Linked DNA regions of Mus musculus: regions 1, 2, 4 and 5 are each linked to region 3. The links are chromatin loops, found by intact Hi-C in ENCODE. Cell type or tissue: left cerebral cortex. All regions are shown on one strand.

Region 1 (4,000 bases), 110 kb after region 3:
AGCTCACTGTCCCTTTCTTGCCAGAAGTGAACTTGGCCCTTGCAAAGCCTCCCTGAGCCTCGTGCAGGTACTTCTGAGGGCAGTGCAAAGGAAACGCCCAGCAGTCCTCAGTGTAACCTGCACAGGAAGCCCTCAGCAGTGTGAGGCGTGTATGTGTTGTTGGTATCACAGCCCCTCCCCTTCCTGGTCTCTGCCTGTTAAGAAAACGGGGGCCTAGATGCTGAGCTGTGGCTTGTTTGAGGAGCCCTATTGATAAGAACAACACCAAGACATGTCATGAGAGAAGAGCCTTTTCTCTTCTCTGTGCAGTTCTAGGAACTTAGGGTTTGATGGGCCATCTTGGCCCTGAGTAGCTCTGCATCTGGGAACTGTTTTGATGGTTGTAACATACAGACATAGAAAGGGTACTGCCCTATCCATGTTCCTGGGCCATCCTAGCAACCCAGGAAGACGTTAGCACTTTAGGCCATCAGGCTACTGGTAGGGTTAGCAGAATCTAGGCAGAGCCTCTGCAGAAAGAAAAGCTAAATTCCTTCTGGAAAATCAGGTCATGAACATAGCCAACCTTGTTCCACATAGAAAACCCATAACGCTCAGAACTCTGGAGTCCAGGTGGAAATGACAATCCGTGGGATGGGCAGATAGGATATTGGCTCTGTCTCCCTCAGAGTCCCAGCCCCACCTACAGCTCTGTCACTAGACTAGAAAACAGCCTGTGGGTTATGTCCCCACAGATGAATCCTGCTTCTACTTTGGAAAAGGACTGAGCCCAAAGGTAGCTTACTACAGGCGTGGAGAGAAACATGCCTGACATCATCCTCCTGTCTCCTAGGCTTAGGGGCTGCCTTTCTCCTCTGGAATCTCACCTTTAATATGAACCAGGAGGTGGAGGTAGTGTGGAGGTTGAGACCCTAGTGCCCTGACCCCATGTAGCCTCTGGAAGGTGATGTACCCTGGTGCTCAGAGCATCTGGACAGCTTCCTCAATGCCCAGTTTTCTGTAAGAGTTCTGACCAGTCCCCATCTACACAATCCATGGGAGCAGGTGGGCTGCAGACACTGCCTGGTGTACACAGTGCTGCCTGCGACTGCTGAGCTGAGATCAGAAGGATCTCGGGGACCCTGAAGCATGGTGACTTTATCACCTCAGCCTTGTCTCATGCTCTTTTACTCCAGGGTGATGATGGGCCAGATGTTCGTGGTGGTTCAGGAGACATCTTACTGGTCCATGCTACTGAGACAGACAGAAAAGGTAAGGCAGCTCCCACTGTGCTGGATTGTGTCCCACCAAAGGCATCACATGACTGCACTGTACTGTCATCTCTCCTGGGTTCAACTTTGGATCTGATGGTACCAGGAAAGGGTAGGGAGAGGCCGGCTCCAGAGACCCTGATGCTGTCAAAGTTGCTCCTGGGCATGTCCCCTCTTGATGCAAGATGATGATGCATCCTGAGTGTAAGAACAGTCATTGGCACCTACTGTGTGCTCCAAGGGCAGCCCACTGGATAATGACATGTTCAACCGTGGCATTAAAGGTAAAGCAGCCACAGTAGTCCATACCTAGGATCCTGGCACTCAGGAGGCTGATAGAGGTGAATCTGGATTCAGACCAAAAAAAATCTTCTACAGTAGCACATGGCCCTCTGCCTTTCCTTATATTTAGGTCATTCTTTTCTTCAAAGTCTTTAGTTCACATAGTTAACTAACAAGTTCCTAGGAACAAAATTTGTTGTCCAAAACCTGCCCCAACCTTGCCATCCTCTCTGCATCCTGATCATCTGAGCAGGAGGAGAAGCAGAGGCTGTACCTAGACTTGTTAAGTAGGCTGTGCCCGCAGAAGAACCATCCATCCACGAAGTCCTGTAAGGGAGATTGGGCTCCCCTGAGCTGCTCAGGCAAGGCCTGCTGCTGCTCCGCCCCAGGAGGCTAATGAGCCCACCTCACGCCACAGCCAGTTTCTTGTTAGTATTCCTTTTCTTTCTTGTCTGTTTTGAGACAGAGTATGTGTTCCATGAGCCCTCTTCCTACACATTTTTAAAGGATTTAAAAGAAGCAGAGCATCCTCACACGTGCCTTTAATCTCAGAATTTATGAGGTTCCAGGGCTGTATGGAGAGACAATGTTATAAAACAACAACAGAAAGCAGAGCTAGGCTTATGGCTCAATGAGAAAACACTTGCCTAGCCATGAATGAGGCCGTGGAATCAATCCCCAGCACTTGGGAGGCAGAGCCCTCCCTGTGAGTTCAAGGCCAGCCTGGTCTACAGAGGGAGTTCTAGGGCAGCCAAGGATACACAGAGACACCCTGTCTTCAAAAAAAAACTAAAAGAAAAAGAAAAGAAATTCTGAAAAGTTGATTAAACTGTAGATAAAATCACTCCAGACTTAAAGCCCTAACCCAATCAGCTTTCTGTTTGTTTGTTTGTTTGTTTGTTTGTTTGTTTGAAATGTCTAGGACCCAAGGGTCTATGAAACTCTAAATTAAGAGAATAGTACAAAAACTGTTTGCCTGACAGAAACGGAAACAGGTTTACCTTCATCTGAGCCCTCAGCGATTCTTCACCCATTTCCTCCAGCCATGACAAGAAGGGAGTCTCAGACACTCAATTTGAAGCCTACCTTAGCCTTGCAGCTACGGGACCGCCTTTCCCCTAGGGCCTTGGTTCCAGGGGTACAGACAGTGCCCAGTGTTCAGTGGCACCTCAGGACATCCTGGCAAAGTAGCCATTTTCACCTCATTTTTATCTAAAAGTGAAAGTCTAGGATGTGAGCTGGCTTCTGGCCTGGTCATGTAAGGATTTGCCCTGCCAGCTGCTGCCAGCTGCTGCCAGGCCAAAGAGCTCTCTGACAGGGAGCCTAAAGGCCTTCTGGTCTACCCATTGGGTATGCTGAAGAGAGACTTTTGAACTGAAGTTTCAATAGGATTTGAGGTCCCTGCAGAACCAGAGTTGGCTTTACCTGGGAGTCTTACCTGAAACAGAGGCCGTGAGCCACATCAGAGTGGACATGGTGCCCATAGAAGATGGCAAAGTTTGTCAGGCAGGGGGCTTCCTGCACCAGTGGTATATGTGTGACTCAAAGGTCCTGGGAGGCTTCATGGCTCATATGTCTAGGACTCAGCTGTGTCAGACAGGGCCAAGCCAATTAGACAAGTAAACAAGAAGGGCACACTTGTCGTAATAGCCTTTCTCTCAGGTGGCTCTGTGAGAAGTGTCAGAGGGCCAGGTCGGGGATAATGTTAGGCCCAAGCTCAGATCCTGTCCCTTCCTTGGGACCTGTGTCCTAGACCTGTTACTTGGCCCCCAAGCTTCCATTCTTCTGAAGGCCACTGGGGACAAAGGGACCTGAACTAAAACAGCCCTGTGAATTTGACAGACAGCCCTGTAGCTTTTGGCTCAGGCTCCCACCCAAATGCCAGGCGATACCAGAGCCCACAGATAGGTTATGCAAAGAGCTCTAGTACCAGCAGGCCTGTGCTGTGTCTGGCATGGCACAGCACAGCCATCCTTGAGTCTGGTGTACTCTCCTCCTTCTCCCAACACGCGCGCACACACACACACACACACACACACACAGGCTTTCTCTGTAGCCCTAACTGTCCTGGAACTCACTCTGTAGACCAGGCTGACCTCAAACTCAGAGGTCTTCCTGCCTCTGCCTCCCAAGTGCTGGGATTAAAAGTGTGTTCCACTGCTACCTGGAATGTCTGGCCTACCCTTTGTCTCACACATAAGTTTCTTTACCTTCCAGCCTGTGAAGTACGGCTATAGTGCTCACCAGCACACTAGAACACACCCTTCAAGAGGTCACAGGCTCCTGCAGTGCTCCTCTGCGTTTGTACCCCTTGTATGCCCAACCTCTGCTCTTTCTAGAAAGTTCCAACGTAACAGGGAGTTGGTTAGAATACAACTTTGAGGCTGAGCACAACTCAGGGACCAGGCCCCCCACACCTCAAAGGTGATGGCACACAGTGTGATGGTATGACGTGCCACACAGAGCCT
Region 2 (4,000 bases), 51 kb after region 3:
TAGCCCGGAGTCCAGCTAAAGGGTCCGCTTGCATTCCACAGCTGTTGCTGCTAGTGGGTGTGACCTAGAAGCAGTTACAGCCAGCCTAGTCCTAGGAACTTCCTTGGTATGGAAGGGGAGGTCTCAGAGTTGTCCTGTCTAATTCAGCCATCCTAAAAATGGCTGAACATATCCTAAAAGTGTGCATAGAACATGCTGGAAGTGTAACTTCCACACCATAGTAGAATGTACAAAAAAACAAGGAAGTAACTCAGGAGCAGTTGTATGAAATTGTCTGCTGGGTGCTGATATTTTAGGTTAAATGGGGTGAAAGTAGTATTAAATGTAACTCCCACTGGGCCTCTGCCCAGTAAGGGCCTAAAACACCCACCATTCCCTAGAGACCTAGAGGAGATATGAGGGATAGCCTTTGTCCTCTGTTGCGTAGATAGCTTGAACACATAGCTGCTGCTAGGCACCTCTATGGTAGTACCTCAGTGAATGCAGAAATAGTTCGGGCTACAGAATTCATTCACAGATTCTCTGTGCTTATTGATGAGCATGCGTTTATTTATCTGTTCTTGCATCTACTACTGAGCTAAGTGCCAGAATCCAAGGTGAATAAGACTTTGACCTTTTGGAGTCTCAAGGGTCAAGTAAGTAGAAGCTCCTTTCCCTGACCCCGAACATGGGAAGGAAGGCAGTAAGAGATGGAGAGCAGAATGTGGCCTTAGCCGCCTTGAAGATCAGCGCAGTGTGGGGAGGCAGGCGAGCTTCCTGATGTGGACCTCAGGTCAGAAGCTTTGTCCCTGCTAGTGTGGAAAACCACACTGAAGACAGACGTGTAAGGAACATGTAGACTGAGAACTGTGTCCCCAGAAGTGTGAGCCCTCCCGTGTTGCTGCCAGATAGCAACCTTGCCTTAAGCATAACCACTCTCTTGATTCCCCAATAATAGCTGCTCCTTGCCTGATGATGTAGTTGTGTGGATGCTCATTTGGTTTGTGGTTTTCTTTGTATGTAGCCTCTTTGTGTGAGTCATCTGTGCTGGGTAGGTAGGAATAGGTGGTTCCTTCACATGTGCGGTGGGATTCCGTTTTCTGGGTGTGCTTGTATTTACCCCTCTGCTGCCTCAGGCACCCTGAAAGACTACTCTTCACACTCTGGATGTTTTGTGGTGAACTGAGGCATAGCTCCCATATACCCAGCTCCCTCCCTCCTTCCCTTCCTTTTCATTTGTCTTGTTTTGATTTGCAACAAGATCTTGTACTATAACCCAAGTTGGTCTCAAACTTGTAGTCCTTTTGCCTCAGTCTTCCTTGTTGGGGAATTACAGACATGTGCCATCATACCTAGGCACCATCCACATAGGCATGGATGTAGTGATGTGTCTTTATGGCTGTTGTTTCCTGATTACAAATGCAGTTGAGCACTGTACCATCTGCCCATTGGTCATTCAGATACCACATCTTAGGAGATCTCTACCTCATCTAAATCTCAGTGTAAGTTTAACCCTTGTTGTTATGTAATTGAGATGGAAATAGAGGAGCTTAGGTGACTGGGTGGGAGGGTGAACTGCAGGTCCAGCCTCTTCCCTTCATGTCTCATGGCCACTCAGAGCCTTGCTGGGGCAGCTTTTGGCTGCAGCCTGCCTGGCATGAAGGCAGTTTTCCAGATTCCCCATTCTTCTCTATAAACTAGCAATTCTATTTCTCAGAGCTTCATTATGCAAGCACACAGAGATGTAGGAATGAGCTGTGTGTTCATATGGGAGTCCAGCCAGGATACTCACTGCCTTCCAGCAGAATATTATTCAACTGTCAAACAATTGTGCTCATAGGAAACTGTCCATAATGCATTGCTATGTTTAAGAAAACAAAACAAAACAAAACAAAGCAAGGATTGGCTGGGTGTAGGGTTGCATGCTTTTAATCCCAGCACATGGGAGCAAAAGCAAGGGATCTCTGGGAGTTTGAAGCCAGCCTGGTCCTCCATAGATTGAGTTCTATGACAGCCAGGGCTACACAGAAAAGCCCTGTCTCAAAAAGAAGAAGAAGAAAAGAAACAGGGAAAAGACTAAAGACATACACACTAAGCTGGAGAGTTGGTTAAGGACATTTGCTGAGCTTCCAGAGCAGTCAGTCAGTTGACTTACACCACCTCTAATATCTAGGGCATCTGACGCCCTCTTCTGGTTTCTAAAGGCACCTGCGCACACACACAGCACCCCCACCTCACCCCACACACAAATAAAAGCAAGTCATTCAAGAGGAGCACTTGGAGAACTGGCTTGTCAGTTCAGAGCACTTGCTGCTCTTTCACAGCGTGGAGTTGGTTCCCTCCCAGCACCCACATTGCACAGCTCAGTCAACTGTACCACCAGCTGCAGGTAGGTCATCCAGTGCTGCCTTCTGTGTACAGCAACACACACATGGCATACAGGCTCACATAAGTTAAAAACAGGACAGCCAGGACTGCACAGAGAAAGCCTGCCTCAAAAAACAAAACAAACAGACAAAACCCACACGAGTGCAGTAATTCCTACTTGGCGATAAGAAGCCAGGAGGGGTTCCGACTGTTTCATCTTCCTTTCAGTGCTTGGATTTGAATAATGAGTGTTTCCATGCTCTGCATCCCCGGGTGTGGTTATGGGATGTTTGCCAACACCGCCTTCCCTCTGTCCTCACACAGATGTCTCTGTGCTGAGTAAGACAGGGGTCTTTTAATGTGGAAAGTGAAAGTATTGCTTTCAGTTCTCTCAGCTGGGGCTGTTCCTAGCCTTTGATTATTGAGTGTTGGCAGAGATCTAGCGATGTTACCAGATGACAATGATGGCTGCAGATTAGTAAATACTTGCTCTAGGTCAGGTGGTTCTGTAGTTAGTCCTTTTCTTTAGGCTCAAAGAGGTAGGAGAAAGAAGTGAAAGAGGCTCAGAGAGGTATCCACACTAGTGGTCAAGCTTGGGTTAAACCACACCCAACTCCACACAGTGTGTCCTGAAGTGTCCATGATGCCCTCTGCCCATTCAGCTTCATCCCCTACAGTACAGTGCAAGATCCTTGCACACTTGAAAATGAAGTCCTTCAAGAAAGTTCTTCCCAGTATCCTCTGGACACTTCTCCCCCTAGTTGTCCTTAGTCCCCTGGCAGGGGTAATGGTGTTGGATGAAGTAAATCATCTCTAAGTCCTGCTGGGGATGCTGAGCCTGATGGAAGACAGGTAGCAAGAACCAAAGGTCAGCTCTCTAGGTTGACTGCAGGCACTGTGGAGCTGCTACATGAGTCCTATCCACAGTGACCTTGACTTTGTGATCCCTGGTGTGCATGCTGCTTAGAGGCTTCCATCTCCGTACAGAATTAAGCCCTGACAGAAACTGCTGCTAAGTTGGGATCCCAGCTGCCGCAGCAAATGACATTTGAAAGGCCAGTTGATCGCACATTTGTCAGGAGCAGACAAACATCATTGCTAAGCCCACGGAGGGGCAAGCTGAAGATCTAAGAATGAAATCCTGGCAGTGGGCAGGGCACTTTGGAAGAAATTGGCCAGCTTTGTGGGGGTCAGTCAGTTTGAGTGTCTGCTGAAGTTGATCCTGTGAGTAGGCTGTGTGTTTTCCACCCCTCTTCTCCCTAGGTAGGGAACAGCAGCCCATGGATTGTTGTTAGTGGCACTGCTGTACTTACCCATAGATTAAAGAGCTGCTCTTCCAGGGAGAGCAAGACTAGCATTAGTCCTTGGAAACCTCTGTCCATTGGTGCAAATGCCGCACAACAAGGGACTCAGCCTTAGCTTCTGTTAGTGGCCTTTCAAGCCTTTGCAAGTGTAGTGTGTGTGTGTGTGTGTGTGTGTGTGTGTGTGTGTGTGTGTGTTGGCCTCCAGCCCTGCCACCTGCCAGTTTTACTCATAGGACTTTCTCATGCATGGCCAGAAGACACGCTGGATGTGTCTGTAGCAGCATTGTTTAGGAAAGCCAAAGCCAATAGCAACCCAGTGACCATGGTAGGCGAGCAGACAGAACAATATC
Region 3 (4,000 bases):
CAAACACTTTAGCAACTGAGCCCTCAGCCCCTCATGTCAGATTGGTTTTTTTGTTTGATGGTTGGTTGGTTGGGGTTTTTTTTTTTTTTTTTTTTGGTTTTTTTTTTTTTTTTTTTTTTTTTTTTGCTTTTAAAAAAGTATCTTAAAATTTTGTTTATTGAGTGCACACCTGTGTGTGCATTAGAAAGCTCGGAGCCTCAGGAGCTGGTGTGATAGACAGTTGTGAGCCCTAGACATGGACCCTGGGAACTGACAACACATTGATTGCTTTTGACAGTGTGTAGAGAGGTGGCCTGAGCCCAGAGCATGTGGCCATCACTTGTATCTTGGTTATCTGCAGTTGGATCTGACTGGGTCCTGAGTTTCTTTCTTTCTTTTTTTCTCTTTCTCTCTTTCTTTCTTTCTTTCTTTCTTTCTTTCTTTCTTTCTTTCTTTCTTTCTTTCTTTCTTTCTTTCTTCTCTGGCTGTCCTGGAACTCACTCTGTAGACCAGACTGGTCTTGAACTCAGAAATCAGCCTGCCTCTGCCTCCCATGTGCTGGGATTAAAGGTGTGCGCACCCAGCTCCTGTCTGAGTTTCTGACCACGAAAGCCAGCACCTGGTTGATAACCAGGAGGAAGCTGGTACTGTGGGGCCTCAGGGAAGGGTTCTAAGGGTGAATAACAAAGAAACCCGAAAGATGGTGGCGTGTCCGTGGAGAGGAGGGGCAAGAACATTCTAGCAGCTGGAGTGGCCTAGGAGGACAAGCTAAGTTAAGGCAAGGAAAAGGGAGGCTTTCACCCTCGATTAGCTGGCTCTTAATCCCGAGTGTGTGCTACTATGGCTATGAGCACCTTGGAACCTTAGGAAGCAAGTTCTACGAGTCTGCTTGGCATCGATACTTTTTGCAAATTCCTCGCTATCTGATATGCAGCAATTTATCACATGGATTTGATCTTGTTCTTAGGAACCTCAAACCTGACTGCGCCTACATTTATTGTTCCATTCCTCACTTCAGAATTTGGGGCATGAAATATTGACGCTCTGAGCTCAGAAGTCTGGAAGGCTAAGCACCCAGGGAGAGCTGGAGGGCGGGCCTTGAGCGATTCGCCAATTTTGCCTTGCTGATGCAGCTTCCACCAGAGCAGAGCAGAGCCATTCTGGCCCTGAGCAGCCATTTGTCAACTTGAAAAGGGAAATGAATTTGTCAATCTTTGGCTTGGCCTTTGACCCCTAGAGGGTTCGGACCCATGGCTCTGGAAATTTGGCTGCCGATTGTAGGCAGCCCTCAGTCACAGAATCAGGGGACTGTAGAGTATAGGGAGATGGAAATAGAAATCTTTGGTGGCATCCGTCACCCTGAACTTCTCCCTGCACATCTCTCAAGGTTTGCCCTACCACTAGCTTACATATCTAGAGGCAAAGCAGACTTCTAAGTGTTCTTAAGTTACATAGTGTGTCTCTGTGTGTGTGTATATGTGTGTGTGCAAGTCAGAGAACACTCTGCAGAAATTGGTTCTCCCTCAGCCGTGTAGGTCTAGTCAAGTTCGGCAGCAGTTGCATTTACTTGCTGAGCTATCTTGGATGGTCCCTAGCCTAGCACTCACTTTCTCTCTCTCTCTCTCTCTCTCTCTCTGTGCGCGCACACATGTGCTTGCACACTCGCTGCTGATGTGAATTCCATCTTAGCTAAAAACAGTGAGCAGGGAGCGCCCTTCCCTGTATCTCTTGTCTTGCTAAAACGTATTGCTCACTAATACTTAATGATATGATTTGACTCTCCAACCTATTCATGAGCTTGTTTGAAGGGAAGAATCCACTGGGTTAGTCATGGTAGGATATGACATCATACATAGCAAAGGTTCTTTGAATGCCTAAAATGAACTGTAAACGAACTCATTTGCATACTAGAAAAGACTGCTCTTTAAGCTGGATGTTCCCATTGGAGGGTTTCGTGAGCAAAGCAAACCAGATCTTCTGTGTCACTCCAGGTCTGGGCCTCAGCCTTGGCTTGGAGGATCGGGGCCCACATCTGGCTAAAGGTTCTGCCTTTCACTGGCCCTTGAGACTCACATAGTGTGTATGGGGGATGACGGGGTGAAGGTGGGTGGCAGTCCCAAACGTTGTTGAGCAGGCTTCTTGTGTTTTCAGTGTTGTTGAGTCTAGTTTAGGATCAATTAGAGGAGCTTTGGGCCTGAGGAGGATGCTGAACTTGGGTAACAGACACGGAAAGCTAGCCCACAACTTGAGATGGAAAACTCTGGGTTACCGGAGGCTCTGATCTTTGATGGGAGGGCATGCGGAAGTCCTGAATTGGAGCTGTCAGTCATAGGTTTGATCTCTTTCTCTGTGTCTGAGGAAAGGGGTGGGGTCTATACCGAGCTGTGGCGCGGAGGACTCCAAGCCGGTAGAGGGCGCTGCGCCTCGCGCCAGGCTTAGTTCGGCTCCGGGCCATCAGGGGGCGCTGTGGCGCGAGCGGCGCGGTGGGCTTCCGGCAGGTGGCGCCGTGGCCGCGGGGCCCAGGCCGGCGGGCGGGCGGCGGCGCGGCGCTGCGGCCGGCGGCTCGCGGCCCCGGAGCGGCGGCTGCGCGGGAGGTGGAGCGGCGGAGTGGCAGGCCCGGTGCGGGCTGGAGCGCGGGCGGCGAGCGCACGAGCCGCGGCCGCGCGGAGCCCGCCATGACGGCGCGAGTGTGAGGCGCGGCGAGCACCGGTCCAGTAGAGCGGCGGGCGCGCCGGCCTCTTATCCCGCAGCGGCCGGGCCGGGCCCTGATGAGCAGCGGCCTCGGCCTCCGGCGCAGCCCGGAAATGTCCGGCAAGATCGAGAAAGCAGGTGAGGCGGGCGGGCGGGCGGGCGGCGCGCCTCCTGGCCTCGTGCGCTAGACCCCCAGTCCGGGCCCCAGCCTGGCAGCGACGCCGCGAGGGCCATCTTTGAACCGGGCCTGCCCGGCGGCGGGGGGCCTGTGATGCTAGCAGGATTCTGGGGGAGCGAGTGGAGGTCCCTGTAGCCTTGTTCCCTGGAACATCCCACAATGGCTGGAGCCCGGGACCCTTAGGAGGCCTGGCCCCGACCGCATGCAGAAGAGCAGGCGCGCTCCAGAGGTGATCGGCAGCCCAGTTATAAAATGTGTCACTCCTAATGAGCCTCGAGTTTAACCACAAGTGTCCACTTCGGTGGCTTCAAAGGACAGCAGGCTAGGGTGTGTTGGAGCGATGTTTCAGGGAGCAGCCAAGTTGTCCTCTAATATTTCTGCCTTGCTCTGCAAGCAGGGCAAGTGGAGAGTCATTGGGGATGGGGGAATAAGGTGGATGCGATCTTGGTGCAAACCTCATCTCTTTGTGTGTTCCTGGAAATCTTGGGGAGTCGCCTCCCAGTTTTTCCCCCGCCCCCCGGCTTGCATATTCTGGGAGTTAGATACTCCCGAGAGTCAATTACTGTTGTGCATATGGGGCCCAGAGCTTAATTAGCCGTCAAGCAGGGACTCCTTTTACGGGAGGGCGGGTTCTTGGCTGGTAGGTAAGGTAGGCAGTGAGTGGTCCAGGGCCTGGGTTGGGGGTTGTCACAGTGGGGATACCCAGTTATCCTGGAAACTTAGTAGAGAAGGCAGACTTGTAAGAACCTGAAAAGGTGTTCGGCCGCACTAATTTTTGGAAGCTGCCATTTCATAGGTGGACTTGAGGATATTTGGATGTATATTAGCAGGGGACCAACCAGCAATGAATGTAACTTTTGCAGCCCTGGTTTAAACACAGGGACAAACGTTTTGGTATTCTCTTTTGAGCTATGTGTCTTCATTCTGTGTTTGGTCTCTGGGTTGTGTTGTTTATTAAACGTACTTGAAGATTGCCTGCCAAAGTATGGTCTCTGTTTTCAGGACCCAGAGAGGTTCAGTGAATGTTTGTAGCCCACCCAGCAAGGGGCATAGGTAGGGTATTGACATCTGTCTTCTGACAAGAAGTAGGATAGCATTCCCGTGGCTGGACTGTTCCTTTTCAGATGCTGTTTCTGGGGTGTTTGTCTCCTT
Region 4 (4,000 bases), 130 kb after region 3:
ATCCATCACTTATACATTTTTTTGTTTCAGAAATTGCCATCACAGATCCCGGGTAGTGAGGTCACAGGTAAAAAAGGGGGAGGGGAGGGGGGACAGAGGAGAAGGGCCAGGCTCCATCCAACAAGGCTCACCCCTGGGTCCGGCTCGGTTGCCAGCTGCTGGCTGCTGAGTGGGACCCCTACGAGTCCCCACAGGGGAGGTTGTGTCTTATGAGTGTGTCCCTCCAGGTCACCTACCTCATGGGAGTAGACAATGGCAATCATCCCCGTGAGCAGGCAACAGAACAGGGTCACCAGCACCGACTCCATCATGAAGTCCTTGGGCAGAGGCCTGTGCTCCACTTGCACGGGAGCAGGCCCGCCAGCCACGGGGCTGCCATACTGTGGGGTAGAAGCAGGGAAAGTCACGCTGACCCACTTCCCCTCCGCACACCCACCCATGCTGAAGGAATCCTCTCATCCTGCCCTACACACAATGTAGCCCAGAACTGGCTACCAGATGTCTTATCTGCCGGGGATTGTGAAGGCTCAGAGTCTCCACTGGCAAACCTATGGCTGCCTGCTTTCATTTCATCAATAGGGTGGATTTGGCTGGACTGAAACTCTGAAGGTTCACCAGCCTGAGATGAGAGGCTTCTGCTAGAGTTAAAGGCTTGAGTCACCTGGTTCTAGCACTTAAGAGTCAGAGGCAACAGGATCAGTTGTTCTCAACTACATAGTGAGTTCCAGGCCAGCCAGAACTACATGAGACCTTGTCTTTAATTTTTTAAGTTATTATTATTATTGTTGTTGTTATTGTTATTATTATCATTATTATTTTCGACCAGGCTATTGCCTCATGTCCACCCCCTTGGGGCCTTCACCACTGGTATCACAGAACACTTCTCAGAACACTGGCCACCCCGCAGCCTGTGCCATGCCCAGTATCCTCCCTTCCTGGTCCTTGGGAACTCTGTTCCTTATCTCCTCCTCCTGCCATGGAGCCTTGTGCTCACCGTGGGGAACGGGAAGGAGGCTCCACCAGGGGGTGGGAAGAGCGGGCCGGTGGGTGGCGGGTAGAGGGCAGCGGGCCCCGGCGCCGGCTGGAACAGCACCGGCACCTGCGGAAAGGGCGGGTAGAGTAGCGCCACTGCCTTGGGGTCCGGCGGCGCGTAGGGTGGAGGCTCGCCCACGAAGCCGATGGGCGGCCCAGTACTGCCAGTGGCCTTAGGCCCGGGACCCGCCTCGCCGGACACAGACGCGGGTTCTGGGTCCCCCAGGGCCGGCTCGCTGCCTTCTGCGGCCTCGGTCCGATCCTCCTCTGGCCCCGCGTCTTCTTCCAGCAGCTGCGGGCGGCGTGGGAGCTGCGGGAGCGATGGCTGCGCGGTGCTGCGCTGGTCCTCGGCAGCTTGGGGATCCTCCCGGCCTGCGGAGCTGTCGCCCCCCTTAGCGTCGGGACCTAGGGAGAAAGGCAGAGCTGGGAGTCAGGGTCGGAGAGATGGATTCGTTGGTGCTGTGCCTTCTGTGCAACCATGAAAACCTGAGTTCAATCCCAGAACCTGCATAAAAATCAAGGCAGAAGTTTGCCATCCCAGGGGTGGAGACAGGTGGGTCCCGGGGTTCACTGGCCAGCTACCTTAACCTAATGAGAGACTCAAAAAACACTGTAGGCAGCTCCAGAAGAGTCATTTCTGAGGCTGACCTATGGCCTCCCCTCTCGGGAAGAAAATTAAGGACAAAAAAAAAAAAAAAAGGTTCACAATGGAAAGGGTAAAAGGTTATGTGTATACTTTACACTTTTTAAAAAAGTATGCATTTTATGTGCATGAGTTTATCATGCACATAAAATACATGCAGTGCCTATGGGGGCCAGAAGAGGGCAACAGATTTTGTGATGGTTGTGAGCTGCCATGTGCTTGTTGAGAATTGAACCCAGGTCCTCTGCAAGAGCAGCCAGTGCACTTAACCCTTGAGCCATCTCTCCAGCCCTGGCCACCCTTTTTGAAAAGCTTGCCGCCGGGCGGTGGTGGCGCACACACCTTTAATCCCAGCACTTGGGAGGCAGAGACAGGCGGATTTCTGAGTTCGAGGCCAGCCTGGTCTACAGAGTGAGTTCCAGGACAGCCAGGGCTACACAGAGGAAACCCTGTCTCGAAAAACCAAATAAATAAATAAATAAATAAATAAATAAATAAATAAATAAATAAATAAATAAATAGCTTGCCTCTCCAGCTGATTATACAAAAGTCCCCTGAGCCACTGAAAGTGAGAACAGGGGGTAGATTAACCTCCCAGTCCTGAGCCCCAGACTCGGCCACAGGAGAGATGTGGGGCAGAACTGGGATAGTCCAGTCTGTCCTGCTGAGCCCAGGATAAAGGAATGGTCTTGCAGTAAGAGGGAAGATTCTGAACTCCATGAGCACTGCATGTGAGCTGGGCCATCACCTGATTCCTTTGCCCTTGACTGTCTCTGGTCCTAGAGGAGCCTATGTCCTGAACAATCAGGAATGCTTTGAAGCTCTAGAATCAACACCCCACCCACCCCACCCACCCCACCGAGTACTGGATGCAGCCCTGAGCACCAGGCTCAGGGAGCAGACCCACACAAACACAGGAGGCTGAGAAAGGAGCCAACCATGGGAAGCCATATAGAGGTAAACCAGCTGCGATTGAGGGCCAGAACCGACCAGGCTGATTAAGGATGGAACATCACCCCAGCCAAGGAATTACAATGGGGCCAAGAAACAACATTAACAGCCTGGCATCCAAGACACAACACAACCCTGAATAATAATCTGCAATGTGAAGAATTAGGACTGTGAGAGCATTCTTAAAGAGAAAAGAGCAAAAAACCCTGCAATTCCAGCACTGGGGAAACTGAGGCAGAAGGATTGCTGTAAGTTCAAGACCAGTCCAGGCTACAGCTTGAGACCTTATCTCAAAAGCAAGAAGAAAGGCCAGCTGGAGGGCTTGGCACAGTAAAGGTGCTGCTGGGTCTGCTGACCTGAGTTCAATTCCCAGGACCCACACAGTAGAAAGAGAGAAAAGACCCTGCAAGTTGTCATCTGACCTCCACTGCGCGCCACGGCATTCCAGTGTTTGCACAAGAACACCTGGATACACACACACACACACACACACACACACACACACACACACACAGAGAGGAGGAGGAGAAAGACCAACAAAAATAAAGCCAGGTGGTGACAGCGGTGGTACATGCCTTTAATCCCAGTACTAGGAGGCAGAAGCAGGCAGATCTCTGTGAATTCAAGGTCAGCCTGATCTACAGAGCAAGCTCAGGACAGCCAGGCAGGGATGCATAGAGAAACTCTTATCTCAAAAAACAAAAACAAAACAAACAAAACTAACACCTGCCAGCTCTGATACTCAGACACTAGAATTATAAGAAAAGCATCCACTATAACTACGTTCCACAAGATAAAAAGAAGCACACTTGAAATAAATTCAGCAGAAAAAAAGAAAATAACCGAGTCTCAGTTTAAAACTAAAATTTTCTTGATTTATCGAGACAAGTGTTTACTATGTAGCACCAGCTGACGTGGAACTCACTAGGTAAACCAGGCTAGCCTCAAACTGGGGGGGGGGGGGTCCTGTGATGGGGGGGGTGTCCTGTGATGAGGGCCTGAGGAGCGTCTGATATTTAAAACAAGATCACAACACATTTTAACTATGTTTCCTTTGATGTGTTTGAACAATAACTCAGAGTTAAAACACTAAAGAGAACTGTTAAAGGCTGGGATATAGTTTAGTGGTAGAGAGCTTGCCTGGCATTCATGGGATCCTGGGTTCAATCCTCAATATAGAACAGGGTGGGGGGAGGGGAGGGATGGAAGAGGGAGAAGGGAAGGTTTTTAAAAATCACATCCACAGACGGGCAGTGGTGGCGCACACCTTTAGTCCCAGAACTTGGGAGGCAGAGGCAGGTGGATTTCTGAGTTTGAGGCCAGCCTGGTCTACAGAGTGAGTTCCAGGACAGCTAGGGCTATACAGAGAAACCC
Region 5 (4,000 bases), 93 kb after region 3:
GTCTACAGAGTGAGTTTCAGGACAGCCAGGGCTACACAGAGAAACCCTGTCTCGAAAAAATAAAAACAAAAACAAAACAAAAACAAGTCTTTAAAAAAAAAAAAAAAAAAGAGCTCAGGGTCAGGTCAGTCTGTGTGACTTGAGCCCACTTGTCCTCTGAAGGTTGGCATTGCAATCTGCAGTAAGACGGAATAGCAGGGCCTCTCATTTAGTCAGCCTTTGGTGGAGCCAGGCAGCCATCTCTCGGGGGACACCCCTCCGCAGTATTAGTTAGTCCACATCTATACTGCCTGTGCTGACCATTCTCTGCTTTCTCCTCCTCCCTGCCTTCTATTTTGCCCTCCGCCCAGCAGGCCTCCTATGCTGCTTCTTCCTTCTCTGTCTCCTACTGTGTCCAGCAAACTAAAGTGGCCTTCACCCCCGAGGACGGCAGTGCCGCTCAGGGCCTCAGTGTATCCGTGTCTAACTCCTTTCTCAACCGGCACGGCAGCTTGCCTGTGCCCTCGGTGAGTCTCCCCTGCTCTTCCTCACTTGGAAACTCGTGAAGTTAGTGCTTGAAGCCTGTGTTCCTGGATGCTGCTGCTGCTGCCTGTCACCAGTGCTGTCCTTCCACAGACCCTGTGTGCCTGCTGCGGAAGGGATCAGAGTACTTGCTTCCCTGGGCCTTGGGGGCTGTGGTTAGGGGTCCGGGAGTGAGGTGTGGGCTGCTCTGTCTGGAGCATGACACTGGCACGGAGCACAGCCACTTCTGCTGTTGTGTTCTGCTCTCCCAGGGGCCTGTGTCTGCACTTAAAAGGGGACAACCCTTTCAGCAAAATCTTGCTAGTATATGCAATGGTGTCAGCGTTTGGAAGCTGATCATGGGATGGATCTCTGGATATGGCAATCACTAGATGGTCCATCCTTTCGTCACACTTCCAAATTTTGTCACTGTAACTCCTTCCATGGGTGTTTTGTTTCCTATTCTAAGAAGGAGCAAAGTGTCCACACTGTGGTCTTCGTTCTCTTGAGTTTAATGTGTTTAGCAAATTGTATCTTATATCTTGGGTATCCTAAGTTTCTGGGCTAATATCCACCCATTATGGGTGGGTGGGTATGGGGGACTTTTGCTATAGCATTGGAAATGTAAATGAGCTAAATACCTAATAAAAAATGGAAAAAAAAAGGGGGGGGGGACAACCCTTATCTAGGAAGCAGGACAGAGAGGAGCAGGTAACCCGATGGGGCTGGGTGGTGGTTGGGTGCTTTTGCTTACCCCACAGCCCCGAGGCCCTGTGGCTTAAAGCAGTAGCCCTTTGTTTGTGCTCGGGACTCAAGTTAGGAGGATGGTATATGAATCTGCCCAGGCAAGCATCTTTGGGAGCTAGGACAGTTGGGCTATTTTGTCACCAGTGTCAGGCTGGTCTAGGTTTGTTGTTGTAGCAGCTGGCAGGCAACAAATGGAAAAGTGTCAGGTGTCCTGACTCAGGGTCAACGTGACAGCCACTCAGTGGGACCACAAGGATCACTGTTTGGGGGGGGGGGGAACCCTGCTCCTGAGGGGAGGACTGCCTGCCACTGACACAGGACAATGGAGAGGGCTACATCAGTCTGTAGACAGCTCAGTAGTGACACAAAAGGAGGCCTGGCTTTCTGGACTCTGCATTTGCCCCAGAGCCAAAGCAGCCACCTTTATTCCTGTGATCCCAACTGAGGCCCAGAGGGAAAAGAATGGAGCCAAGTTCACTCCCTGGAAGCAGCTCGGGCTCAGGTACTGACTTCTCCCTGGGCCTCGGAGTCTTCTTGAGGTCACAGTGTGATTGAGGGAATTGAATCAAGCCATGGGAAGGAAGCACCATATGCGTGGGAAGCAGAGAAGCTGGCACTGCACTGCTGCTTCTCCTGTGCTCGGGAGCGTGGCACTGACTTCAGCCACCCGGGAAAGGCTTGGGTAGGGGACCAGCTTGGCACTTGTCTGATGTCCACCTTTGTCTAGGGTTTGCAGTTCAGTGCCCAGGACCTTCAGGAGAACCTTGTAAGGGTGGAGCCTCCCTTCTCGTGGCTCTCCGCAGTGCTGGGTATATGGGACAGTCTGAGTCACCTCTGCCCTACCACACAGATCACCTCTTCCCCAGAAGGCACCTCTAGCAAGCTCCCTCCACGGACCTTGCAAAGCTTGGTTTCAGGCAGTCCTGGTCCTTGACTGTTAATACACACAAACACACACACCCCTAGGAATTTCTCCTCATTCCTTCTGAGCTGTTAGCAGAGGACTGTGGATGAACTGGGCTGTATGCTATAGAATTGCAGACAAGGGCGTTTCCTTAGGTTTGGGTCTGAGTGTGTCACTTCTGTGGAATGTTGAGGCATCTTACGTTTGTGACTCTGTATTCTTAGCTCCAGCTCCAGGAAAGAATCCCTGCTAAAAGGATAGGATATTTCAGTGAAAGGAAAGAGTCTCCGGAACCGTGCTTGCAGTGTGTGTCAGCTGATAGGTCGAACCCCATGCCGTGATTTAGTGTCTTGCCAGCTCTACACAGTCTCTGGGTAATTCTAAGAGGAGCTTAGACATGGGATTCCACAGTGCGATCAGAATAGGAGTGGGTTAGCTGTAAGGATGAAAAGGGAGGATCACATACAATCAGTAGGGACAGTCAGATAAGCTGAGGGACTGGCTAAAGCAAGGTGTGAGTGACACCCCGAGCTACTCGAGCCTTCGGATGCTGTACCAGGCACTTCTTCCTGTTCTTTCCAGGTTCTGCCGCCCTGTGGGCTGCTTGGGGTGTCTTCATTATCGCCCAGTTCTGGAACTGCACCTCTTTCCTCCCAGCTCCCCACACCTGTGTCCCAGCTGTCCTGAACAATATGAGTTGGGTCGATATGTACACTGCCCTTGAGCAGTAGTGACAGCATCCAGACTCTTGATGGTCACAAGGGTGGTCACTCCCTGTGTATACTGTGGAGTGGGCGGTAGAGAACCGCCTCTCCCATCCCCTAGAGTGTCCTGGGCAGCCTTTCTTTACTAGCACCCATTCCACCCATTCCAAATGCTGCCACCAAGAGACCTGTTGGGATGCTGGATAAGCAAAATAGCTAGCTGATTCCACTTTTAGAGGGTATGTTTAAGTGCCTGTAACGATGCTTATGACTTAAAACAAAAATCTTTGAAATATGAAAGCTAAATGTAGCCTGGTTGTGGTAATGTTCGCCTTTAATCCTAGTATTCCAGAGGAAAAGGCAGGTAGCTCTCTATGAGCTCAAGCCAGCATGGTCTGCAGAGCAAGTTCTAGGACACCCGGGGCTGGCTACACAGAGAAACCCTGTCTTGAATCCCTCACCCACCCACCCCTACCAAAAAAAGAAAGCTAAGTGTCCATCGCCATGGACCCCAGTGTTTGAAAAGGGCTGTACAGCAGCTGCTATCTCGTTCTGGGCCCAGACAATCCTTTCTTTCTCTGAGCTGCTAGATCCAGGCTTTGAGGCATCACACATGTGCCCTTCAGAAGACCTAGGTCTCATATAAACATTTGGCTTCTGTGCTGTGGCCAGAAATGCAGCCGGAGCCTCCTCCTGAGATTTAGGACTGGCCCTTAATTCCACCAGTGTGCCCATGTCTCTCCTGGCCATGAGCTATCTCTGAAAATTCACTCAAAAGCTACCACAGATACCATGGGCATACCACCTCTAAAAACCAAGCCTGAACCAAAGGCGAGAGAGAGTAGGGTAGTAGGGTGGGCAGGAGGATGAAGACAGGCTCAGGCAGCTTGGCTTTGCTCCAGTCACCTTCACTCAGTCCATGCCATCTTGGCCTAAGCAAAGCCAGATCACACACAGGAGAGGAAGGGATGTGGGGTGTGGTGGGGGGGTAAAGCCCTGTAGGCCAGGGCCAGAGAGGTGTTGCTCAGGGCCACTTCCTTGTTTCCTGGGCTTGCCTGAATTCCTGGGTTTCCATGAAAGATTCCCTGCATTGTTAGCATCAGGAGGGTTTCCCTTATGGGGGAGGAAGTACCTGTTCTGTGAA

The links. A loop is a pair of places that touch in the nucleus more often than their neighbours do. Peaks named below come from ENCODE experiments on the same cell type or tissue, not always from the same donor. Only the 100,000 strongest peaks of a DNase experiment are listed, where the experiment ranks them.
Region 1: a loop joins it to region 3, with 3 times the contacts of the local background. A loop is called at or near these places in 13 of 42 quality-filtered maps.
Region 2: it touches region 3 in a loop (8-fold over the local background); 24 of 42 quality-filtered maps call a loop at or near these places.
Region 4: a loop joins it to region 3, with 3 times the contacts of the local background. A loop is called at or near these places in 12 of 42 quality-filtered maps.
Region 5: a loop joins it to region 3, with 2.6 times the contacts of the local background. A loop is called at or near these places in 3 of 42 quality-filtered maps.

What each region holds. Positions count from the first base shown.
Region 1 is chr2:29,725,031-29,729,030 of GRCm38, forward strand. Rapgef1 (Rap guanine nucleotide exchange factor (GEF) 1) reads left to right here. Exons shown (of 26, transcript NM_001039087.1): 16 at 1,176-1,251. Among named protein-coding and RNA genes, the nearest start is that of Gm13420, 25 kb to the right of the region's middle. In left cerebral cortex, no CTCF peak of the experiment used is centred here; no DNase peak of the experiment used is centred here.
Region 2 is chr2:29,668,184-29,672,183 of GRCm38, forward strand. The region is part of intron 1 of Rapgef1 (Rap guanine nucleotide exchange factor (GEF) 1); the gene reads left to right. Among named protein-coding and RNA genes, the nearest start is that of Rapgef1, 50 kb to the left of the region's middle. In left cerebral cortex, a CTCF peak has its summit at 2,176 (motif pointing left); DNase peaks (open chromatin) are centred at 1,694, 2,213 and 2,615; H3K27ac peaks cover 2,793 bases.
Region 3 is chr2:29,617,256-29,621,255 of GRCm38, forward strand. It overlaps Rapgef1 (Rap guanine nucleotide exchange factor (GEF) 1), which reads left to right and starts at 2,465. Exons shown (of 26, transcript NM_001039087.1): 1 at 2,465-2,808. The coding sequence starts at 2,748. In left cerebral cortex, a CTCF peak has its summit at 2,394 (motif pointing right); DNase peaks (open chromatin) are centred at 2,416, 3,028 and 3,385; H3K4me3 peaks cover 1,454 bases; H3K27ac peaks cover 910 bases.
Region 4 is chr2:29,746,214-29,750,213 of GRCm38, forward strand. Gm13420 (predicted gene 13420) reads right to left here. Exons shown (of 4, transcript NM_001370923.1): 2 at 995-1,437; 3 at 237-380. Among named protein-coding and RNA genes, the nearest start is that of Gm13420, 3.4 kb to the right of the region's middle. In left cerebral cortex, CTCF peaks have their summits at 1,058 (motif pointing right) and 1,839 (motif pointing right); DNase peaks (open chromatin) are centred at 414, 1,039, 1,323 and 1,875; H3K4me3 peaks cover 666 bases; H3K27ac peaks cover 642 bases.
Region 5 is chr2:29,709,803-29,713,802 of GRCm38, forward strand. It overlaps Rapgef1 (Rap guanine nucleotide exchange factor (GEF) 1), which reads left to right. Exons shown (of 26, transcript NM_001039087.1): 12 at 351-506. Among named protein-coding and RNA genes, the nearest start is that of Gm13420, 40 kb to the right of the region's middle. In left cerebral cortex, no CTCF peak of the experiment used is centred here; DNase peaks (open chromatin) are centred at 1,845 and 2,407; H3K27ac peaks cover 503 bases.